Regions from separate parts of the Homo sapiens genome. Here all the other regions are linked to region 1. Evidence: read pairs that join two places in POLR2A ChIA-PET (ENCODE). Cell type or tissue: Panc1. All regions are shown on one strand.

Region 1 (8,000 bases):
CGTTCCCTGTTGAGCAGACCTGACTGGGTGATTGGCCAGCTTACTTCCTTATTTCTCCCGCTGGAGGGATACAGCAGCCAGGCCCCACTCTAATTCCTGCCTCCCTCGCCCGTGACCCAGCCCTCTGCCCCGGTGGCACTGTGCCTACCTTACACTCACTTCCTGGCCTCTCCCAACCTCCAGGCCCTCCCCAGTCCAGACTCCTCCCCCTCCTGGGCTTAACCTTGACAGCAGCTCCAGCCTCTGAGCCCGTGGGTGGGGAAGAGTATTCCCCACCCACAGTGGGTGAACCGAGGCGAAGGAGCCTGCCTGAGTCCTGCTCCTTCCATCCTCACGACAGCACTCATGGTTATGGGATGGGTGAGGGGGCAGGAAGACCCTTACCAGAAGCAGAGGGCAGGGCAGGCTCTCCGCACTCCTGCCTGGGAGGACCTGGGCCTTGCCCCGAAGCCATTTTTCAGGTCTCAGTGGAGGACGGGATCAGCCTGCGGGGAAGGGCGAGAAAAAGCAGAGATGGGGGTGAGCACAGACCTGTGACTGGGGACCCCATACAGGTTGCCATGTCCACATAGGAGAGAGGATCCCCCATTCCCAGAAAGGCCCTTAGTCCTCTGGGACTTTGGCCAGGCCGGTCTCAAACTCCTGACCTCGTGAGTCTGCCTCGGCCATCCACAGTGCTGGGATTACAGGTGTGAGCCACCGTGCCTGGCCTCCTCTGGGACTTTTTATTCTTACTCCAGCATGGGTCCCAGTGAAGTCTGCTGGGAGGAAACAACTTACTGAACACTCCCTCTTTGAGGGAGACAGGGTAAGAAGGTGAGGCAGCCAAGGGCAGACTGAGGTATCTGCACCATCGAGGAGGGTGTGGCTGCAGCAGTGCCCGCTGGCTCTCAAGTTCATGCCACTCCTGGGGCAAGAGCCTGGGGGGTTTTTAGCTGTTCCTGGGGCCTCCTGCAGCCCACCCAGCACATGCTTATTGCAAGCGAGCCACTGCCCAGCCAATGGCCCATGAAGGCTGTCCTCAGAGGCCCTACTTCCCTCTGGCTGGCCAGAACACACCTGTTTTTTAACTCTGGGCTGTTAGCCGCAAACATTTCCTGAGAGCCTAAGATATACTCTCCCACTTAGGAGCACTCTGTGGGTGGTGAACACTGGAAACTCACATGAACCCAGCAGGGTGAGCGCCATCATACCCACTTTACAGGCAGGAAAAGTGAGGCACAAAGAGTTGAGTGCCCGAGGTCACATCGTTAGTCACGGAAAGTCAGGTTGTTTGTCTGAATCTCCGTGAGTCCATGTACTCAACACGCATGCAAGATTTCTTTTCCAGTTTGTGGACCTCAGAGTGTGTTCTTTCTCAGGGCAACTTTCCCTATTTACCTCCTGTCTGTGCCTTCCCCACTGCTGCCTTGCAGTGACCGGAGGGAGCCCTCAGGATCAGGGCCTTCTTTGAAGCCCCATAACCTGCCTCGTACTCCCACCACACACCTGGTCTTCTGTCCCCGGCCCCAATTTTCCTCTTTGCCTGGTCCTGACCGCAGCCCCAACCTGCTGTGACCCCTCATCAGGGCGAGTGTTTCCTGGATGTCAGCTGTTTCACTTTCAGTTTGCACCCCTCCCAGAGCCCCATTTCCCCAGGCAGCCTCCAGCCCTCAGAAGGAGAGCGCCCTCCTCCTATCCCAGAGGGAGGGGGTGTGCAGCCCCACCCTGGGCCAAGCACACAGCCCCACCCCCACCGCCCAGGGCCTGGGGACCTTCGCCCACCCTCCTTCCGCTAGGCCTGGGAGTGTTTTCGAAAGTGCCCCAAGAGCTCTCAAGAAGGGGTGGAGGAGGGCTGGACCACCTGTGCCCTCACCCAGCTCCCCACTCCTCCTCGATCTGCCGGACAGGGACAGGGTGAAGGCAGACCTTCCTCTCCTCCACCTCTAGGGGCAAGGCCTTGTTAAAACAGAACTTTGCAGCCGGGCATAGTGGCCCACGAGGTCAGAAGTTCAAGACCAGCTTGGCCAACATAATGAAACCCCATCTCTACTAAAAATACAAAAATTAGCTGGGCATGGTGGCGTGCGCCTGTAGTCCCAGCTACTCGGGAGGCTGAGGCAGGAGAATCGCTTGAACCTTGGAGGCGGAGGTTGCGGTCAGCCGAGATTGCGCCACTGCACTCCAGCCTGGGCAACAGAGCGAGACTCCATTTCAAAAAACAAAAAAAAAGAGTTTTGCTTGCCTCCCACCCCCCGTAGCTCCTTACATAAGATGGCCTTCCTTCTTCCCCAGTCTCCAGGACCCGGCACCCCCAGGACAGTAGGGCTGGAGGATGCTGACTGCACCTCCAACTCCCTCTACCAACACCCCAGGCTTCCGAGGGGAGCAGGTAGAGCCTCAGAACACCCACCAAGGCCAGCAACCTATGCTGACTCAGGCCTAGCTCTGCCTCCCCCATCCAAGTGGCCTAAATTCCCGGTGAGGGGAGCCACCCCCGACTTCCTGGGCTTGCTGGGCCCCGATGAATGTTGCCCAGGGATACATGCCTGGCCAGGCCCTGGACCCAGTCTAGGGATGTTGGGCAGCAGCAAGCGCTGAGAAAGTTCTCTCTCTGCCCTTGACCTTGGCTCTGACCTCCACTCCCATCTCCCAGACTGTTAAAGGACCCAGTTCTTACAGTTCTCCGGCATCCAGGGCTGGGCCAAGAGGGGAAGCTGTGAGGGGCAGCCAGAGGCAGGCATGGCAGGATCAGGTCCCCAGCCGGGGCGGCAGACCTGCCCAGGGAAGCCTTGAGCTTCCCCTTCCCCACCCGGCTCCCGGCAGGCTCCCTGCCCCACCCTGGGGCTGGGGCTGCTGAGATCTGGGAGGATGGACAAGACCCTTCCAGCTTACCTGCCGGGATCCTGGCCCAACCCGGGTGGCTCAGCAGGGTGGAGATGGAGGTCCCGAGGGGCTGGCGGCTGCTGCTCCCAGGGGCTGAGTGGGAGCCCAGTTTCCAGGAATGGGCGTCAGTGCATTCCCGGCATCTGGATGTAGCCTTTACTTGTCCCTGTGCAGCCCGAGGGACCCGCGAGACTCCAGTGATCATAGAGGTGCCAGCGGCACCCGGCTCCAATCAGCTCCCTCTAGAGGAAGTTGCTCTGTGGCCACCGGATGCAGACGCACAGGCCGACAGCCTGTAGGGTGATCTGGGTGGGCCAGGCCCAGGAGCATGTCCCGCCCACTTTCCCCACCCCACCTCCCAGGCAGGCAGGGCGGCTGTCAGTGGCCCACTGCTTTTCCCATCCCTGATTCTCAATCCTTGTCTTTGATCTTCTCCCCCACCTCTACATCAATCAATACCAATAAAAAACCCAGGGTGAGAAGTTTCTTAAGCACTGCTGCATGCCTGGCACTTTAGCAACTATTTGTCTCATTGGATCTTCTCAGCAACTCTTGTAAGTGAGTGCTGTTGACAATACCCATTCAGATGAACAGAGGCTCAGCTGGGTTAATCATCAGTTCTGGGCCAGGCGCGGTGGCTCACGCCTATAATCCCAGCACCTTGGGAGGCTGAGGCAGGCAGATCACGAGGTCAAGAGATCGAGACCATTCTGGCTAACATGGTGAAACCCCGTCTCTACTAAAAATACAAAAAATTAGCTGGGTGTGGTGGCGGGCGCCTGTAATCCCAGCTAGTTGGAAGGCTGAGGCAGGAGAATCCCTTGAACCTGGGAGGTGGAGGTTGCAGTAAACCAGGATTGCGCCATTGCACTCCAGCCCTGGTGACAGTGCAAGACTCCATCTCAAAAAAAATAAATAGTAATAATCAGTTCTGTAGTCGCATTGGGGAATACTAATACTAGATTGAGATTCAACCTGCAATTTAGACCTGTGCACCATGCACCTTGGTGGTCTCTGGATGTTTGAAATCCTGAAGGTGATAGTCAAGTAAACGGAGATTAAAACTCAATAGAGGCTGGGCCCAGTGGCTCACGCCTGTAATCCCAACACTTTGGAAGGCTGAGGTGGGAGGATTGCTTGAGCCCAGGAGTTCAAGACCAGCCTGGGCAACAAAGTGAGACCATGTCTCTACAAAAAAAAATTAGAAATTAGCTGGGTATGGTAGTGCACACCTGTGCATTTGGTGGTCCCAGCTACCTAGGAGGCTGAGGCAGGAGGATCACCTGAGCACAGGAAGTCGAGGCCACAGTGAGCCATGTTTGCACCACTGCATTCCGCCCTGGGCAACAGAGCAAGACCTTGTCTCAACAACAACAAAAAAGGCAGCCAGCTGCGGTGTGTCACGCCTAGAATCCCATCCCAGCCATTTGGGAGGCCAAGGCAAGAGGATCGCTTGAGGCCAGGTGCAGGAGTTCCAGGCCAGCCTGGGCAACAGCAATACCCTGCTTATACCAAAAAAAAAAAAAAAAAAAAAAAAAATTAGCAAGGCATGGTGTTGTATGCCTGTGGTCTTAGCTACTGGGGAGGCTGAGGTGGGAGGATTGCTTGAGCCCAGGAGGTCGAGGCTGCAGTAAGCTATGATTGCACCAGGGCAACAGAGGGAGAGTCTGTCTCTAGAAAAAAAAAAAAAAAAAAAAAAAAGGCCGGGCACGGTGGCTCACGCCTGTAATCCCATCCCAGCACTTTGGGAGCCCGAGGCAGGCAGATCACCTGAGGTCAGGAGTTCAAGACCAGCTTGCCTAACATGGCGAAACCCCGTCTCTTTTAAAAATACACAAAAGGGAGGCCAAGGCAGGTGGATCACCTGAGGTCAGGAGATTGAGACCATCCTGGCTAACATGGTGAAACCCCGTCTCTACTAAAAATACAAAAAAATTAGCCGGGCATGGTGGCAGGCGCCTGTAGTCCCAGCTACATGGGAGGCTGAGGCAGGAGAATGGCGTGAACTCAGGAGGCAGAGCTTGCAGTGAGCCGAGATCACGCCACTGCACTCCAGCCTGGGTGACAGAATGAGACTCCGTCTCAAAAAAAAAAAAAAAAAATTGGTCGGGCACGGTGGCTCACGCCTGTAATCCCAGCACTTTGGGAGGCCGAGGCTGGCTGATCACCTGAGGTTGGAAGTTCGAGACCAGCCTGACCAACGTGGAGAAACTCCACCCCTATTAAAAATACAAAATTAGCCAGGCGTGGTGGCGCATGCCTGTAATCCCAGCTACTCTGGAGGCTGAGGCAGGAGAATTGCTTGAACCCGGGAGGCAGAGTTGTGGTAAGCTGCGATTGCGCCATTGCACTCCAGCCTGGTCAACAAGAGCGAAACTCCATCTCAAAAAATAATAATAATAATAAATAAATAAAATAAAGCCGGTTGTGGTGGCGTGCGCCTATAATCCCAGCTACTTGGGAGGTTGAGGCAGGAGAATTGCTGAACCCAGGAGGCGGAGGTTGCAGTGAGCTGAGATTGTACCACTGCACTCCAGCCTGGGTGACAAGAGTGAAACCCCATCTCAAAAAAATAAAATAAAAATAGGGCCGGGCACGGTGGCTCATGCCTGTAATCCCAGCACTTTGGGAAGCCGAGGTAGGTGGATCACAAGGTCAAGAGGTCGAGACCATCCTGGCCAACATGGTGAAACCCTGTCTCTACTAAAAATACAAAAATTAGCCGGGCGTGATGGCGGGTACCTGTAGTCCCAGCTACTCAGGAGGCTGAGGCAGGAGAATCGCTTGAAGCCAGGAGGCGGAGGTTGCAGTGAGCCAAGATTGTGCCACTGCACTCCTGCCTGGCGACAGAGCTAGACTCCATCTCAAGAAATTAAAAATAAAAATAAAAACAAGGCCGGGCCCGGTGGCTCTCGCCTGTAATCCCAGCACTTTGGGAGGCCGAGGCGGGTGGATCACGAGGTCAGGAGATCGAGACCATCCTGGCTAACACGGTGAAACCCCATCTCTACTAAAAATACAAAAAATTAGCTGGGCGCCGTAGCAAGCGCCTATAGTTCCAGCTGCTTGGGAGGCTGAGGCAGGAGAATGGCGTGAACCCAGGAGGCAGAGCTTGCAGTGAGCCGAGATAGCCCACTGCACTCCAGCCTGGGCGACAGAGCGAGACTCTGTCTCAAAAAAATAAATAAATAAAAATAAAAACAAATAAATAAATAGACTTAGTGGGGTCTGTGCTACCACCTGGACACAAAACCTGGATGCTAAGAGGGAAGACAGATACTGTCTGGCTGCTGGGAGTGTTCTTGAGGACAGAACAAACCCAGGAAGGACAGAGGTGTGTGCAGTCCTCAATAGCCCCTGCCCTCAGGGTTCAGTTCCCTCCCTGCCTCTCCCTGTTTGCTCCCTGCCAAGCTTCCTGGGGCTCTCACATCTTTTCCTCCAAGTCTCCACCCCCTTTCCCCCAAAATCCCTGCCTGCCCCCCACACCTCCTTCCCTGCTTCATCAAACCCCTGCCCCCTCTACCTCCAACTAATCTCCCCCAACCTCCCATCCTCCCCAGTCTTTGCTTCCCAGAATTCTGGGAAGTTTCCAACTGGAGGTTTTAATTTGAAAACTCTTCCTGTTCTTAAGCAGTTGGTCCTGGGGTGGCTGTTACAGGATCTGAATTGGGGACCTTCTCAGGATGGAGGCCCCAGCTCCGAAGCCCTGATCATGAATTTCAGGCTGCTCCTCCATGTTCCGCCACCAGGGTGCCATTTCCCTGATGATGAGCCAAGAGGGACATGTGAGGAGGAGGGGGCCGGGACCATCTGCCTTGCCGCCCCACCCCTTCTCTGTGGCCATACCCAGGGGCTTCTCAAAACGGTCACAGCAGCCTCCCTTAAAGCTGGGCATGGGGCGTATGGTGACCTACACCTGCAAGAGCAAGAAGGCCTGGCGGAGAGGTGAAGTCAGTTCTGCCCATAGCAAGCCAGGAGGTGTTGGGCAACCTGCCTGAGAAGGAGGGGAAGGAGCCAGCAGGGGACGCCTCTGGGAAAACAGGGGCCTCAGACAGGTGAGGGGCTGGAATTGGGGGGTACCCAGGTTGGCAAGGCCTGGGACAGAGGTACTGAGAAGAGGCCTGGACATGAGATGGGGGAAGGGCATGGGCCTGAGATGGGGGACCCATGCTGGGGAGGGTCTGGGGAGGGAGGCCTTGGGTGGGTAAAGGTCTGGAACAGGGCACCTGGTGGGGAAGGACAGGGAGATGTGGGTGGGGCCAACGGACAGAAGCATCTGGTGGGGAGGAGGCTGGAGATGGGGATTTGGTTTGGGAAGGAGGGAGAGATGGGGTCCTCCCACAAGTGAGGGGTTGTGGATGGGGGATACCAGATATGAAAGAGGACAGGCTAGGGAGTAGAAAGGGAATATGCCAGGGCCAGAGGGACGGGGGGTCCTGTTGCTCCCAGCTCCTTCTACAGGCCTGGCAGCCATCCCCTGTGAGGACAGGGACCCACCTCTCTCTGTTCCCCACCCCCTCATCACCCTACTTTTGAGAGCGATAATCCCCCTCTATGATGAGGACCCCAGATGCAGAGCAGGGGGCTGATGGGAGAGGAAGGCTGCAGAGGGCCAGCAGACCTGTAGGTGAGCCTTGGGGGAGGTTTAGGGGGTCTCTGTCACATCTCTGAGCCCCACCTGCCTCCCTCACCTGACTGTGCTTTGGGATTAGCAGCCACTTTATCCAGATCCTGCAGTTGAAGGAAGAATACCTGCAGAGAGCCACAGGGCCCCGTGAGGTCAGCCCTGAGCCCTCCACCAGGGAGAAGGAGTGTCTGCTTGAAGGTGAGTGTGGTGGCCATAGGCATAGGGGAAGCGCCAGAAACGGACCCTCTTCCTGTAGAACTTCTTAGGGGTGTGGGGCCTGGCAGGACACGGGACACATTTTGAGGGACTGCTGGAGTCAGACTGCCTGGGTTCAAATGCCAGTTCTAACATGCTGAGCCGTGCGATGGGTGGCAGCTTGCTCAACCTCTCTGCGTCTGTTTCCTCGTCTTTAAAGTGGGAATATAATAGTAGCTATCCTTGAAGGAAGTTGCAAGGATGAACTGAGATACTCTTTGTAAAATGCCCAGAACGGTGTGTGGCACACAGT
Region 2 (8,000 bases), 290 kb after region 1:
CTTCCCCCATCCATAATCTACAGGGAGAATGCACTGATGAGGGTTCTGGTCCCCATGACAGTTATATTTCTCAGGGTAAGTAAATAACTGGGGCCGTGCATGGTGGCTCACACATGTAATCCCAGGCTGCAGTTGGGGGATCACTTGAGGCCAGGAGTTCAAAACCAGCCTGGGAAACACAGGAGACCCTATCTCCACAAAAAATACAAGCTGCAGTGAGCTATGATTACACCACTGCACTGCAGCCTGGGTCACAGAGTGAAACTCTGTCTCAAAAAATAAAAATAATAAACAAGACATAGTTGGTATTTTGAGTTTAGAAATTGGTCTCTCATGAGGCTACAGCCATTGGACAATGCCCCTAGGCCCAGGTTCTTCTGAGCTGCCAGCCATTTAGGTTCCCCTTTACCAAGGCTGATTCCTGTGGGGATCCCAGCTGGCACCACCCATGACCATGAGCCATCGGTGCCTTTCCATTCACACAGCCACAGGCTCTTCCTTAGCTACCATGCAGCAGAAGCAGAAATCAGAACGTGTAGACTGTGGATTCACTCACAGAAAGGCTTAAAATCCCGTTAAAGGATTTATTGAAACATCAACCTTCACTTTAAAACAATGAAATTTTATTCAATTGGGACTCTGGGAATGTCCAGAACCCATGGCTCCTCAGTGCTAATGTGCTGAACGCTGGGTGCCTCCCAGTTCTGCACTGTGGGATGGACAAATGAATGAATGAGTGAATAAGTGGATGAAGAGCCTGTCCTCCTAGCCCAAGACAGGCGTCCAGCAGTCTGGGTGAGGAGAGGATTAGGGGTAAATGAATCTTTTGAGCACAAGATGACTGCTCCTTTGCTGGGGATGGGGCTGGGAGGCCAATCCAGGTAGTGGGTGGATGGGATGATCTCCTGGATCCCTTTGTGGGAATTTTTCCTGAAGATGCCCGAAGATTTAAGATTGGAGTCAAACAAGGAGAGCAGACACAGAATTGATTAAAGCAGCGGGGGATGGGATGGTCCTGCCCTGTGCGCATTGCTTTAAAAGGCCTAACAAAGGCATCAAATGCTTTTTTCTTTATGTATGAAGAGAAAAGAGGGAAATGTATAAGCTCCTTTTTTTCAAATGTTGTTCCTTCCGCCAAAGAAAAGATACAAGTATTTGTACTATAGCGCTAGCTGTCCATTTGATTACTATACCCAGGACAACAAATTTATATTATTCCTGAGCGAGATCTTTGGAGGTTAACTTTCCATCCCATAGTTCATTAATCTCTGCCATCCAGGGTTCGAGTGAGTACATTGGCTATGCTGGAGAATGTTTTTAATCTCCAAATTTACTCAAGAAGTTTCTTCTAACGGTTGCATTATTTCAACCTCATCTGCTTCACTCCTGTTCCAGGTCTCCTCCCATCCTTCCTACCAGGCCAGCATTTCTACTCTGTGCAGCTACCAGCGAGGAGGGCCTGTGGGCTCAAAGACCCAACAGGAATTCCTGCAGAAGCCCCATAGCTTGAAGAGGGACCGTGGGATGAATGAGCCTGCATGCAGCCTGGAATGCAAAGGTTGTGCTGCTCTCCCGCAGCAGAGGGAAAGGGAGAGGGGAGAGGAAGGAGAGGGGTAGGGAGGCCACAGTGGGACAGTGGGAGGGAGAGAGAACAGAGGGCAGGTGGGCTGTGGCCAGCTGCGGGGCTCAGGAGGAGCCGCAGGCCTGCCAGCGTGTTTCTCTGTGTTAGAACCGGCCTGAGAAAGAAACTACCTGGAGGTGGGAGTCGCGGGAAGCTGAGAAGGGCTGGCAGCTGAGCAGCTCTTGGACGTGGCCCTCGGCTCCTACCTGTGCTTCCCTGTGCAGGGAGAAAGCTGCAGGATGGCCAGGGGGTCCTGCTAGGGACAGAGCTCCCCACTCATCAAGGCCTGGGTTGGAGGGACCCCTGGGACAGTGCAAGAGGAGGAGTTTGGGGTAGGGGCAGAGGGCCTGGCAGGTGGCCCAGAGCAGCAAGCAGGTGCTCCATAGAGAATGTCCTCATATCCTTCTGCTGGGGAGAGGGACCTGACTCCCTAGTGCTCACGGGCGAGGGCCAGCTCTCTGTTGGATGAGCCCCCCACTGCATCAGTGGCAGCAGTTGTGGGTGTGAGCCCCAAATACTTCTGCTGTCTATTCAAAATGGGGATACTGGCAGGTTGTCTGCACCTCCCAGTAGTGCCGGGCTAGCTGGTGAGATGGCCCTGGGGAACTGCGCTTCCCCCAGTATGGGGTGTGGGTGAGGGTGGACGGGCCAGTGGAACTTCTGTGCTGCTGCTGGCCAACTCAGGCCTTCACTAGGCAGCCTCTCCTCTGTGGAGGACGGCTGAAACTGCAGGAGTTGAGTTGGAAGGTGAGGAGAGGGTCCCAGGCCTGGAGCAAGAACATGGCCATGCGTGTCTGTCCCTCCACTCCCTTGCGTGGGGACACCTTCCCAGAATGCTGCCCCCACCCCTCCTCCCACATCACTTTCCTTCCCCTCTCCAGCCCCTCCCCTCACTTGAAAGCCTGTACCAGGGGCTCCTCTCCTCCAGCCCCTTCAGCCAAGAGGCTCCAAGTTCTGGAGCAAGTATGCTCCCTCCCCTCCCCTCTGAGGGGTTTGTGGGGCCCTTGGGGCCTCCTGGGAACGTCCCAGGTGCTTCGGCCCAAGATCTGTGCTGATTCAATGCCACCCCCACAGCTGGGCAGAGCCTTGAGATGGACACTCCCTGCAAACCCTGCCCAGCCTAGAGCTGAGCACGGGGCTTTGGGGCCCCCCAATGGCTCTGCTCAGTCATTCTTCAGGGCCAGGGACCACCTTCTGGAGCCTGAGCCAGAACCTGAGCCTCCCTTCAGGCTCTTCTCTCAGCCACACCACCACCCCCCGCCTGCTTCTCACCGCCCAGCCCACATCAAGCCCTAATTCTACCCTTTTTATTCCATGTAAGAGCTTGCCCAAAAGGAGCTCTCGCCCCTAGCAACAGAAAAAGGCTTCTGTTCTTAGAAATACAGCAGCCATTTGTCCATGCCTGGAGACCCTCTTGTTCTGCCCTAGTACATCGCCTTCCCAGCTGTGGCCAGAAATTGGCTTTTCTTCCATTTCTACTTCCTTGCTGAAGCCATCTTCTCCACCTGTCTGGTGTTCATTGCACCAGGCATCCTGCTATTGCTATTCTATACTGGGGTTCTGGAGCAGCAGGAGTGTGGCCCCAAGGCAGGAACGCCTCCCATTGCCTTGATGACATTCAGCAAATCACTCTTGCCCTGGGGACCAGGTTTTCCTTCTGTAAAATGAGGGGGAGTGGACCTCATCATCTCTGATTCCTTCCAGCTTTAGAATCTGTTTCTGTGATGATGTTGGGGATTGTGCAGACCTAGTTTCCTTTGTTTACAAGATGTGGAGACTAAGAAACCCATAGAAGTGTGAAGTATAGAGTATCAAGAGCACTCCCTCTGCCTGTTCTGGGGTGTACACTGTTACCCACACTTCCAGGGAGAAAGCGCCCTGGTTGAGGGAGTGGTGCCAATGTGCAGACACATCCCAGCCTGGGACCCAGGGCTGCCCGTGCCCATCCCCCAATAGCCCTGCTGCTCCCTTCCCCCTCGCCTCCCTCCAGGGCTGTGGAGAGGAAGAAACGAGATGCTCCCTCTTCAGATGCCCTGCCCATAGGAAGGCCCATGCAGATCCTCGGGACTATGCTCTGTTCTGTTCAATCCACCTGGTGGGTCTGACCACCAGGACATGGCCCTGCCTTCCAGGGAGTAGACACTGTGTCTGCACTGTGCTCCTCTCTTGTGACAAGAGCAGGCTTGGTGCTATGGAGGCTTCCCAAGGCGTCCTGTAGGAGCATTAATCACTGAAGGAAGGGCCAGGGCAGTAGCAGGCCAGGGACAGTGGGCCCTTCCACGGAGCACAGAGCAGTGGGCCCCGCAGGAGAGGCAGGTAGGGGTGGAGGTGAGGCGCTCAGGAGCAACGCAGCCCTGTCTCCACAGCCCGGCAAGGGATTTTATGGAATACTTGAGAAAAAAATCATCAATGAATATGATGGATGCCCCCCAGCAGAGGTGCAGGGGTCCCCCCTTTTGGATCCAGGAAGCAAAAAGCTGGGGTCCTGGCCTGAGTCTGAGCAGAGGACAGTTTTGAACAAGGAGGTCCACAGGGCAAGAGGAGGGTGGGAGTGCTCCCATGCACATGGATCACTGTGCTTTGGAGTGTGTGTCCCCACTGATGGGGATGAGGATGAGTGTGAGACCAAAGGCAGCCCTCTTGGGGTAGGCAGGGGCCAAGGCCCACAGGTGGGGGCTGGGGAGGATGTGTTCTTAACAGGCGTGGCCAGACGCCTCCTCCTTCAGAAGACCTGGAAGAAGCAGGTGGAGGGAGAAGCAGAGTCACAGAGGCAAGGCAGAGACTCAGAGGCCCGGAGACTGGGGTGGCCGCAGGCAGGGCCTCCCCAGCCCCACTGCTTTCCGAGCTAGCTATCTCCAGGAGGCCAGCCTGCCCACAGGGCCCCAAAGCCCCAACCCCCAGGTGGCCCTCCCCTCTTGCAGCTGCCACAGTTTCTGCAGGGCTGCTTTGTCAGACCTCTTAGAACACAAGCAGCAGAACTAGGAAGGCCCTCAGAATGAAGGAGACGCAGGCACCGTGGGAGCCCAGGGCCCCTTTCCATTGCACCAGTGCTCCATCCTCCCACATCTCCCAAAGATCAGCCCTCCTCAGTGACCCCGGGAGCCCAGGAAGATCAAGGATCGAGACTGTCGCCCTGGACCTGCCTGCTGTGTAGCTCTGGGTGCAAGTCAAAGATCAAGCTGAAGTAAAGGTATGCTCACTCAGGGTTCAAGGGCTTATTATTAGTAACAATAATTCCCTACATATGTAAAATCTCACACCGGACATACGCTTTTTACATCATCTTGTGGCAGACCAGGTTTCACTAACACTGGCCTCCATCACAACTGTTTGAGTACTGACTGCGTGGTGAAATATTAAAAGATAAAAAAGTCAGTGCCCTTATACAAAGGCTGGAATGAAACAAAAAGCCCATCAAGAGTTTTGCCGTGGCCTTTCCTGGGTCTTAAAGCATGACATGGGAATTCTTAATAGGACCCATTTAGGATTAAACAAGCGTTACTGGGGTTCTGAAGAAACTCCCTAGGCCACCACAGACAAGTTTGTTGGGGATCTGAAGGAACTCCCCAAACCTCCGTGATTTAGCAGGAGACAAGATAAGGGTAATCACCCCAGCACCTGGACCCATTTACATTAAGTAAATTTACTAAGGCTCCAGAAGAAGGCCTTCAGGACTCAGACCTTAGTTATAGATTAAAAGAAGTTAATCACTTATGTCTTTAGAAGAATGCGCACTTATACATAGCCATATAGCTTAGAAGATATACAAGCTCTGAAAAACTTTGTAATTTTGAGTTGGTCTGGCAATAATTTCCAGGCCTTCTACCTAAAACCGGTTACAGAAATAAAAACTTCTTCCTCCCCAGTTCACCTGCATCTCGTTATTGGGCCATGAGAAATAGCAGCCCGACCCTCAGTTTGATCCAGGAACAATCTCACCAGGGCTTGCCATCAGCCCAGGACAATTGACAAGGTAAGTACTTTATCTCCATTTTACAGCCGAGGAAGGTTTGAAGAGGTTAGGAGGCTTGGAGACCACAGCTCCAGTGGTGGGATAGAGGGTAGTGGGCTACAGTTGAGAAACGGGGACCGTCGTTGCTCCTCAACCCACTTTTCTCAAGACCTTCATAGGTCTTTTTCAGCTCCCTGCACACCCAGAACAGGAGCATTTAAGAGAAGTGTTGCTTTTCATTTGTTCTTAAGACACTGCTCTCGGGCACCAGATACACCAACCGAGCGATTCTCAGAACCCCTAGCATGGGCCACAAACCAAACACGCAGAGCCGCAGCGAGGACAGAGGGTGCCGCGTGGCCCTTCCTGACATTCTTTCATCTGCACACTGTACCGTCAACTCATTTTCTGCACGGAATGAAGATACATCACTCTGCTCTGGAAAACTACATTTAGCATCTCCTTCTTTTTGTGGGGCAGGGAAGTTTTCATCGACAAAGCGTTTGTATTGCAGATGGCTCACCATATGCCACGTTCCTGCACGTTATCACCTTGTAAGCAGATTCTGTCAGGTTTTAGGAGTAAAAGCTTAATTAACAAGTGGTGTGTACAATTATGTACTTAATTATCTACTGCTTTTATTTCTTTGTTGTTTCTTGTTTTCCAAAAGTTTGGTAACAATTACAGGCAACTGTTGCCTAATGCAATTTCTCTCTGCACCTCTTTTTTTGTGTGTGTGTGTGTGTGTGTTTTTTTTTTTTTTTTTGCCATTTGTATGCTGAGAGGGGGCTTTCTCTTTTCTCCCCCCATCCACCAATTAGAACAGATAGACGCAACATGGGCCACTGATCTAAATCTCTGAGGGGTGGCCCACGTGTGTATGTGTGGGCATGTGAGTGTGTGTGTGTGTGTGTGTGTGTGTGTGTGTGTGTATTTTATTTTAAAAGAGTTTCCTGTGAGGTTGATCTGCAGTCCTGGTTAGAAACACAGACCTGAGTCTCCACGTTGCTGACTGGGCTTTCAGGGGATCTCATTCTTTCTCCATCTCCCTTTGCTGGCCCACCCTGGAGGCCAGTGGGGTTGGCTGGTCTAGGCTGGTGAGGAGGACAGGAGGTGCTGGGGGGACAAGGGACAGCCCTGCAGCACGGTGAGGGCAGAGGCAGCTTTGGGGAGCTGAGCACAGAAAGCAGGAAGAATTGTAATGGAAGCACAAGCAGCAGCAAGTTGGAGGGAACTTGCTGGGCTGAAGCCAAACCCGGAATGTGGGACTTAAAATAAAGTGAGTGGATTCGCTTGAAAGCACTTCTGCTCACATCCCTCTGAGCTAAGGAACTTCTAGAAGCCTATGCCTCCAGCACAGCTGTCTTTCATACAAATCCATGCAAGAGGGTGTCCTGTTTTAGGGAACCTCCCACAAGAGTTGAAAACTCAGTTATCAGCATGTGGTGACAGAAATGGCCCCACAGCTGACAGCGGAGGAGGCTGAACCGTCAGGTAGACAGCCCATCTGGCTTCCCAGAGGGCCGAGGGCTGGCCCTGGGTTTCTCAGCTGGCAGGTGGGGTTCCCTGGGCCCTAGTTCTGAAGCACCCTCCCCACCACACCCACCAGTGTCAGCCAAGGCTGGGTGCCATCCAAGAGGGCTAGGGAGAGTGGGTTGGAGGAAGATGCAAGGGCAGAAGAATTGCAGAATCAAGAGATCAGGGCTTCTCTTTCTCCAACTAGAGGAAGAAGCCTGAGGGACACTTCCCTGAAATGAAAACAGACAGAGGCCGGCCCCAGCATCACAGACATGAAGCCCCTGTTGCCTGCACGCTCACCGAGCTCTGTCACACCTCCTCTCTGTGCATCTGTCTCCTTATCTGGCAGCGGCTGGGTGAGGTCATCCAGCTCTGCCAGGCCTACCATCTCCTATTTCTTAGAGAAGAGTCCACTAGACTCCAAAGGGCTGTGCTCTGGGGAAAGCACAGCGGAGGACACTGTTGGGCCTGTCCTTGCCTCTGTGGTTTACCCAGGGCCTAGAACAGTGCTTGCCATGTGATGAGGGAGCTCAACAGGTGTCTGTCAAGTTAATGAAAATGTAATAGACATGCCATTTGCTGATTTGCCAGGCACATGGCTCCTTCTAAAGATAGCTGCTCTGTCCCACCGGGAGACCCCCAGGTCTCTGTCTGTGCCTGGTCCCAGCTGACCTAAGGGCAGCCCATCAAGGCACGTCAACCTGAGATGTGGTCTGGGATGAAGAAACGACACAGGGCAAATGGGTTCTGCTTCTCAGAAGGTTGATCTGGGAAGTACTCAGAGCATGAGTGATTAGCATTGGGCATTGAAGCTAAAAAGATCACTGGAAAGAAAAGGAAGAGGTGAGTAATAAATGGCTGAGGCAGCAGCTGCAGTCCTGAGTGGAGAGAGAATCTGGTGCGCCAGGA
Region 3 (8,000 bases), 250 kb after region 1:
GACTCAGCCCCTATCCCGCTGCTCTGATTCACGAAGGACTTCAGTCAGAGGGGGTGTCCTCACCGCTTCGCCCATGACTTAGCACCCCTGTGTTCAGAGGTGACTTAGGGCATCAGGAGAGGCGAGAGAGAGGGTGCTGGCGGGAGCCTCACCCTCTGGCTTCCTGCGAGGGAATCTGAAGCCTGCAATGTGGAGCCGTCCACACCAGCATAAGGCGATGGGATGGAGTGGGACGGACAGACGGGGAGCAGGGTGCAGAAAGACTCAAGAGAGGAGACTTCAACTGCAGCAGGAGGGACGTGAGTGAGGCCTACAGCAGGAGGGGGTCGGGCGCCTCATCCTTTGGAGACTATAGTGGCCACCTAGGTGCTGCCCACGTACCTCCCTTCAGGACCCCAGTGCCCACTCTCCAGCCACGGGGGGACGTGAATGGCTGACTGCGCCAAGCTGAGCTCCTCTTCCTCGTGGTTATCCTTGGTCTCTTCCTTTGAGGTTGCAGCATTTTCGGGGGACAGCCAGCATCCAGCGGCTGGTAAATGCACCAGTGTGAAGGCAGATCCCCTTGCCCCATGTGGGACAGGCTGCAGGGCCTCCTCCCCTCCTCTGTCCTCCCCGGGGTGGCTGAGGCCTTTGCTGTGACCACAGGGCAGCCCAGCCCCTCTGTCTGTCCAGTCCTGCCTGCGTCACTCTCCACAGGTGTTCTTCTCAGCAAACTTCCTGCACATAATCTTCCTCTGAATTGTCTTCGAAAGAACCTGACCGGTCAGAGACCTTGAGGGGAAAGGAGGGAGGCAGCAAGTGGCTGCCAAGGGAAGGAGCGTCCTGCTCCAAGGCTGGGCAGTGGCCCAGACAAGCCCTGGAGACCTCTCCCTAGCCTGTGGGTAGCTCTAGGAAGCTCCCCCAGGAGTGTCCTCCTGGCCAGGCCCAGCTCCCTGCCCACCCATAGAGCTGGGGAGAAGGCAGCAGGTACACCAGGGGGCAGGACCATGGCAGGGGCAGGGATGCCGATAGAGCCCAGGCAGGTGGGCTCAGGAACTTTTAACAGGCAATACAGCTGCTGGGGGCCCCAAGCATGGCGGGGGGCAGTGCAGGCCCCCATACCTATGTGCAGAGCAGAGCAGAGCAGACAGAGCATATTTGAACTTCATACAAAGCCTGGGCCTGGCCAGCGTGTAGGTCTGTCTATGACTGCATGTATAGGTGTATGTGCATAAATGCATGTGTGTGTGTGCATGTGTGTGCATGCATGATGGTAAGAGAAGGCCCATGTGTCCTTATGCCTCGTATGTCAGCTTGTGTTTTTGAGTGCACGGTGTTTTTTTTTTGTTTTTTTTTTTTTAAATTTTTTTTTTTTATTGATCATTCTTGGGTGTTTCTCGCAGAGGGGGTTTGGCAGGGTCATAGGACAATAGTGGAGGGAAGGTCAGCAGATAAACAAGTGAACAAAGGTCTCTGGTTTTCCTAGGCAGAGGACCCTGTGGCCTTCCGCAGTGTTTGTGTCCCTGGGTCCTTGAGATTAGGGAGTGGTGATGACTCTTAACGAGCATGCTGCCTTCAAGCATCTGTTTAACAAAGCACATCTTGCACCGCCCTTAATCCATTTAACCCTGAGTGGACACAGCACATGTTTCAGAGAGCACAGGGTTGGGGGTAAGGTCCCAGATCAACAGGATCCCAAGGCAGAAGAATTTTTCCTAGTACAGAACAAAATGAAGAGTCTCCCAGGTCTACCTCTTTCTACACAGACACGGCAACCATCCGATTTCTCAATCTTTTCCCCACCTTTCCCCCCTTTCTATTCCACAAAACCGCCATTGTCATCATGGTCCGTTCTCAATGAGCTGTTGGGCACACCTCCCAGACGGGGTGGTGGCCGGGCAGAGGGGCTCCTCACTTCCCAGTTGGGGCGGCCGAGCAGAGGCGCCCCTCACCTCCCGGACGGGGCGGCTGGCCGGGTCGGGGCTGACCCCCCCACCTCCCTTCCGGACAGGGCAGCTGGCCGGGCAGAGGGGCTCCTCACTTCCCAGTAGGGACGGCCGGGCAGAGGCGCCCCTCACCTCCTGGACGGGGCGGCTGGCCGGGCGGGGGGCTGACCCCCACCTCCCTCCCGGACGGGGTGGCTGCCGGGCGGAGACGCTCCTCACTTCCCAGACGGGGTGGCTGCCGGGCGGAGGGGCTCCTCACTTCTCAGATGGGGCGGTTGCCAGGCAGAGGGTCTCCTCACTTCTCAGACGGAGCGGCCGGGTAGAGACGCTCCTCACCTCCCAGACGGGGTCGCGGCCGGGCAGAGGCGCTCCTCACATCCCAGACGGGGCGGCGGGGCAGAGGCGCTCCCCACATCTCAGACGATGGGCGGCCGGGCTCCTCACTTCCTAGATGTGATGGCGGCCGGGAAGAGGCGCTCCTCACTTCCTAGATGGGATGGCGGCTGGGCAGAGACGCTCCTCACTTTCCAGACTGGGCAGCCAGGCAGAGGGGCTCCTCACATCCCAGATGGGCGGCCGGGCAGAGACGCTCCTCACTTCCCAGACGGGGTGGCGGCCGGGCAGAGGCTGCAATCTCGGCACTTTGGGAGGCCAAGGCAGGCGGCTGGGAGGTGGAGGTTGCAGCGAGCCGAGATCACGCCACTGCACTCCAGCCTGGGCACCATTGAGCACTGAGTGAACGAGACTCCGTCTGCAATCCCAGCACCTCGGGAGGCCGAGGCTGGCGGATTACTCGCGGTCAGGAGCTGGAGACCAGCCCGGCCAACACAGCGAAACCCCGTCTCCATCAAAAAAAATACGAAAACCAGTCAGGCGTGGCGGTGCGTGCCCGCAATCGCAGGCACTCTGCAGGCCGAGGCAGGAGAATCAGGCAGGGAGGTTGTAGTGAGCCGAGATGGCAGCAGTACAGTCCAGCTTCGGCTCGGCATCAGAGGGAGACCGTGGAAAGAGAGGGAGAGGGAGACAGTGGGGAGAGGGAGACGAGAGGGAGAGGGAGAGGGAGAGGGAGAGCGAGTGCATGGTTTTGTATGTACACATAGGCATAAGTGTGTGCACACAGGCCAGTATGTTTGTGTGTGCCTGCGTGTGGGTACAGGCAACTTACAGAGGGAATGCACCCTGTGTCTCTTCTCCCTCACCCACTGCATCTTCTCTCTCTTGCCACAAATCCTCGGCCTAAGCTGTCTTGAGATTGCCTCTTTCTCCACCTCCTCCAGGAAGCCTTCCTTGGTGAAGCCAACATACATTCCAAGCCACCCTTTCTTGTTGTCACCAAAACAATTTCCTTGGCCATCTGTATTTGCCCGTGTCTCCATCTCACTGGGAGTTTCCTGAGGGCAGGGTTGTGTCTCCATCATCACACTGGGAAGTCCCCGAGCATGGGAACGGCCTCTCCCATCAGGCCAGGATCTCCTGGGGACTGGGACTCTGATTCTGTCTTCCAGACTGAGCCCCACTACTAATGCCCTGAGAGGCGGTGGAGAACTGAGGACCTCACTCCCAGCCCTGCACTCAGCCCTTTTCCTGGACGCTGAGCTGTGGGCTGGCTGTCAGGGGGCCTGGGTTCCAATCCTGGCTCTGAATGTGACTTGGGAAAGCTTTTGCTTTCTGGGCTCCAGGTGACTCATCTGTAATGGAGGGGACTAAGCAGACGGCCTCGGGGCACCTCACTGCCCTGTGTTTGCCTACAGAGCTCTAGCGAAGTTCAGTCTCCAGGGTCCTCTGTGGCCCCTTGCCGTTCCCCATGACTGTTGCCCACCTGCCCATCCCCATTTTAAGCTTGTGGGTGGACCTGGCTGCCAGCGGTACCCTCCCCCTTAGCCATGTGGGGGGAATGAGGAGGTCAGTGGGCCACATGTCCTGGGTTATTACATTAAATAAGCTGACAAAAGCCATCAGAAGATATATCGTTTAATAGGAGATTAAAAACCAACAAGAGCGGCTGGGGTTCTGACCTGAAGTCTCTGTGTTTTTAATTTAATTTCATTTGCTGCTCCAATCACAACATTCTAAAATGATAAAAGTAGCTGTGTTTGCTCAAGGGTTTTATCATTAATTGATTTGGCTGAAGTTTTCCCATAAGCCACATCTTTTGGAACACGCTTCTTATTTTAGGCCTCTGACTCAGTGGGAAGGCGCCGTTCGAGGCCCGCGGGGGTAGGAGCGAGCGGCGAGGGATGCCCTTGGCCAGCGCCTCCCCACAGGTGAGCAGGCCCAGGCGCTGTGCGGAAGCCCTGCTGGGAATTGGTCAGTGTTGCTGCTTCAGCATCAGGAACAGCCTTCTCTGCAGCCCTGGATTTAAAGGGTCAGAGCCAGGGTCTTCCCCAACCCTGGGCACATCAGAGCCTGGCGGGCGCCCTGCAGAAGGCTGGCAACCCTTGATGGTAGGGGCAGGTCTCTGGCCAGGCCTCAGCCCCCGAGTCTGTGCAAGTCAGTGGAGCTCAGAGCCGCGGCGTGTCTGGACACGTGTGGTAGGTCTGGTTGCCTACAGGCCCTCTCCATTTTCACTCCCTTCCTCTCTTGCTTGGTATTTGTTTCTTGGTCGCAGGCTGTTTGTCTCTATGAAGCAGGAATACTGGCCTCATGTCCTCATATTTTCATGATCAACCAGGAAAGAATTGCTCTCCTCCAGCTCCAGTTAAAAAGCCCAGAGAGGGGCTCTGATTGGTCTGACTGGGTCACATGCCTAACCCTGGACCAATCCCTGTGGCCTGTGGGGCAGGATCAGGTGAGAGTTGGGCTCCAATTTGGACCACATGGCCAGAGCAGGTGGGAAGCTGAGGGGGTGTTTTCCAGACAGGGGACGCTGACAGGGCCACCGCAAACGAAGTGTCCTATTACTATAAAAAAGAAATAAAAAGTGTTAAGACACTGTTGACATTTGAGTGTAATTCATGTGAATATGTTTTCCATTCAAAAGACAAATACCTCAGTAGAGTGGTCAAAAGCATTGAACAGAAGAGGAAACTGAGAGGGATATGAATGTATGGAAAGCGTATAGAGAGCCCTGTAAAAAGGGAAATGTACATCAAACCACATGGCGAGATACAATTTCCTACCCGTTGGATTGTCAAAAATAAAAACGTCTCCCCACTGAGGATATGGAAAATGGAAACTACTCACTCTTTTTTTTTTGCGGGGGGGGGGGCGGGGGGGGCGGGGGGGATGGAGTCTCACTCTGTCGCCCAGGCTGGAGTGCAGTGGTGCGATCTCAGGTTAGTAGCCTCCACCTCCCAGGTTCAAGCAATTCTCCTGCCTCAGCCTCCCGAGTAGCTAGGACTACAGGCACGCGCCACCATGCCCGGCTAATTTTTGTAATTTTTGTATTTTTAGTAGAGACGGGTTTCACCACGTTAGCCAGGATGGTCTTGATCTCCTGACCTTGTGATCTGCCCTCCTCGGCCTCCCAAAGTGCTGGGATTACAGGCGTGAGCCACTGTGCCCTGCCAACTATTCACTCTTAATACCACTCCTTAGGAGGACAATTCAGCTGCACATTGTAGGGAAGAAGACACACACACCCTGCGCCCGCTACTGCGCTTGGGGTGTAAACCCCTGGGGACAATCTCATGTGTGTACACAAGGAACCATAAGAGCTGCAGCATTTTAGAGTAAGAAGTATTGCCAATGAGCTCAGCGTTTATTAACCAGAGAAGGGGTAACTAAAGTGTGGGACACTCAGAAAAGGAATTCTTGACAGCAGCTAAAACTAACGAACATGTTATCAAGATGGACTGAAAGCAAAATGTATGGTTGGTGGAGAAAAGATAAGTTGCAGAAAGCCTCATCCTACAGATTAAAGTGTAGAGATGTGTAAATATAATGCATTACTTATGGATACATACATAAGCAGTATTTAAAATCATACATGGGGATGATACCAACTTAGATAAGGTAGCTACCTTTGGAGAGGGAAGGAGGCTATGTAAGAAATTGAGGGATGGTACACAAAGGATTTCAACTGTATGTGTAATGCTTTGTTGCCTTAAAAATTATCTCAAGCAATCACGCCACTGCACTCCAGCCTGGGCGACAGAGCAAGACTCTGTCTCAAAAAAAAAAATTATCTCAAGCAAAATTTTTTAAAATGGAGATTATTCTTTTTATATATAAATATACAAATGTATGTTTATGTGTGTGCATGTATTTTTTATTGCTGTCCTGCCTTTCACTTATTACTTTATAATAAGCATGAAAATGTAGTTTTAATAGTTATATAATATCCCCCCATAATTTATGAATGCATGTCCTGTGGTTGCATATATAGGTTGTTTCTATTTTTTCACACTGCTGTGACTGTCCTTATAAAGATTATTTTCTTAGGGCAGAAAGCTGGGATCACTGGGTCAAAGATTTGAGCTATTTTTAAGGCTCATAATAATTACTGGGTGAGAGTGTTAGTCAGAACACTTTGGGCTGCAAGTGACAGAAAACCAGTTCAAACTGGCTTAAGTAAAACGGGAAACATGTTGGCTTGTGTTGCTGAAAAGGCTAGGGAGGGAAGGCTGCCTGCAGGGTGACCCAATGTCCTCAGGGCTCTACCCAGACCCCTGTGCCCCTCTCTATCCCTCAGCTCTGCTTTCTTCTGGATCTGCTTCAGGCTTCCCACATCCTCTCCACATGGCACAAAATGGCTCCAGCAGCTCCAGCACTCACCATCTGTATCCATTTCTGGGGATGCTATAACAAATTACAAGAAACTTGGTGGCTTCAAACAATAGAAATTTATTCTCTCACAGTTTTGGAGGCCACAGGTCTGAAATCAAGTTGTCTGCAGGGCCACGTGCCTTCTGGGGACTCTAGGGAAGAGGCCGTGCCTTGCCTCTGTCAGCATCTGGTGCTGTCAGCATGTCCTGGCTTGTGGCCACATCTCTGTCTGCTCAGTTTTCACATTGCCTTCTCCTTTGTGTCTAACTTCTCTGTGTGTGTGTAAAGGATACTTGTGATGGCATTCGAGACCTACCCAAATTATCCAGAATAAGCTTCTCCTTCCAAGATTCTTAACTTAATTATATCTTTTGCCATATAAGGCAACATTTGCTTTTTTGGCATGTAAGGTAATATTTGCAGGTTCCAAGTATTAGGAAGTGCATATATCATTGGGAGAGAGGCATTTTCTTCAGTCTACCACACCGTCCTTTACAGCTCAAATCCCAGAGGACCAGTTCAGGCAAAAGTCTCAGGAGAGGGCTCTAATTAGCCAGCTTCCATCATGTGCCCACTATTCGAGAATTGATGCATAATATAGTTTGGCAAGAATGTGGGTGTGTGTGGGAGATAGCCTGGAACGGTTTGCCAGGGGTGAGCCTCAGAAAGCCTCCGAGACAAGGCTGAGGCACTGGGGCTCCATTTAGCAGGTCACGGGGGAATGGGAGGTGTCCAGGGGTGTTCAGCAGGGGAACCCTCCAGGGACAGGAGAGAGGGGAGCTGCAGGGAGGCCTGGGGGAGGTGGCTGGTGTGGTGATGAAGGTAGAGGAGTGGGTTGAAAGGTAGGAATGACAAGCAAGGGCCACATCTGAGAGGAGTCTCAGGGGATGGAGCAGCAGATCTCATAGACTGGGGAGGGGGCTGTGACACAGACAGGGAAGGCGGCAGGAGGCAGTAGTTTGCGGGCAGAGGGAGGAGGGGTCATTCCCTTGGAGACATCCTGAGTTGAGGCGATGGAGATGAGTCCTTCATTAGCTTTTGAGGCTCTGTGAGGCTCTGTGAGGCTCTGGCCAAGTCGACCCTGAAGTCAGACTGGGCTAAGATCTTCTCCAAGGCAGAGGAGCAGAGAGAGCCTGTCTTGTCTTCCTGACACATTGTGGAATGCAGCCTCCCTTTCCCGGGTCTCCCTGCGGATTGCATGCCAGGGCAGGCGGGTGTTTGGCCTGGAGTGTGTGCTCCCTCCCACCTCCCCGCCTCCCCACGCCTGCCGGAGTGGTAGTTCCTTCATCTTCCAGGAGCGGGGAGTAGCAGCAGATGAACTCTTTAACAAGCAAAAGGGAGAGAGCAGTTCCACAGGCAAGGGTTTCT

The links. Peaks named below come from ENCODE experiments on the same cell type or tissue, not always from the same donor. Only the 100,000 strongest peaks of a DNase experiment are listed, where the experiment ranks them.
Region 2: POLR2A ChIA-PET joins it to region 1 with 10 read pairs; 2 of 35 experiments call an interaction of 5 or more read pairs at or near these places.
Region 3: POLR2A ChIA-PET joins it to region 1 with 11 read pairs; 2 of 35 experiments call an interaction of 5 or more read pairs at or near these places.

What each region holds. Positions count from the first base shown.
Region 1 is chr6:33,577,151-33,585,150 of GRCh38, forward strand. It overlaps BAK1 (BCL2 antagonist/killer 1), which reads right to left and starts at 3,126. Exons shown (of 6, transcript NM_001188.4): 1 at 2,875-3,126; 2 at 385-485. The coding sequence starts at 454. It also overlaps the pseudogene GGNBP1. RefSeq lists a silencer at 1,682-1,791 and enhancers at 1,700-2,345, 7,941-8,000. In Panc1, CTCF peaks have their summits at 3,107 (motif pointing left), 3,309, 6,645 and 6,845 (motif pointing right); no DNase peak of the experiment used is centred here; H3K4me3 peaks cover 3,402 bases; H3K27ac peaks cover 3,196 bases.
Region 2 is chr6:33,868,466-33,876,465 of GRCh38, forward strand. LOC105375027 (a long non-coding RNA gene) reads left to right here. Exons shown (of 4, transcript XR_007059555.1): 2 at 1,396-1,558; 3 at 5,488-5,594; 4 at 5,825-6,173. Among named protein-coding and RNA genes, the nearest start is that of LINC01016, 24 kb to the right of the region's middle. In Panc1, no CTCF peak of the experiment used is centred here; no DNase peak of the experiment used is centred here.
Region 3 is chr6:33,830,607-33,838,606 of GRCh38, forward strand. No RefSeq gene overlaps it. Among named protein-coding and RNA genes, the nearest start is that of MLN, 31 kb to the left of the region's middle. In Panc1, no CTCF peak of the experiment used is centred here; no DNase peak of the experiment used is centred here; H3K27ac peaks cover 2,498 bases.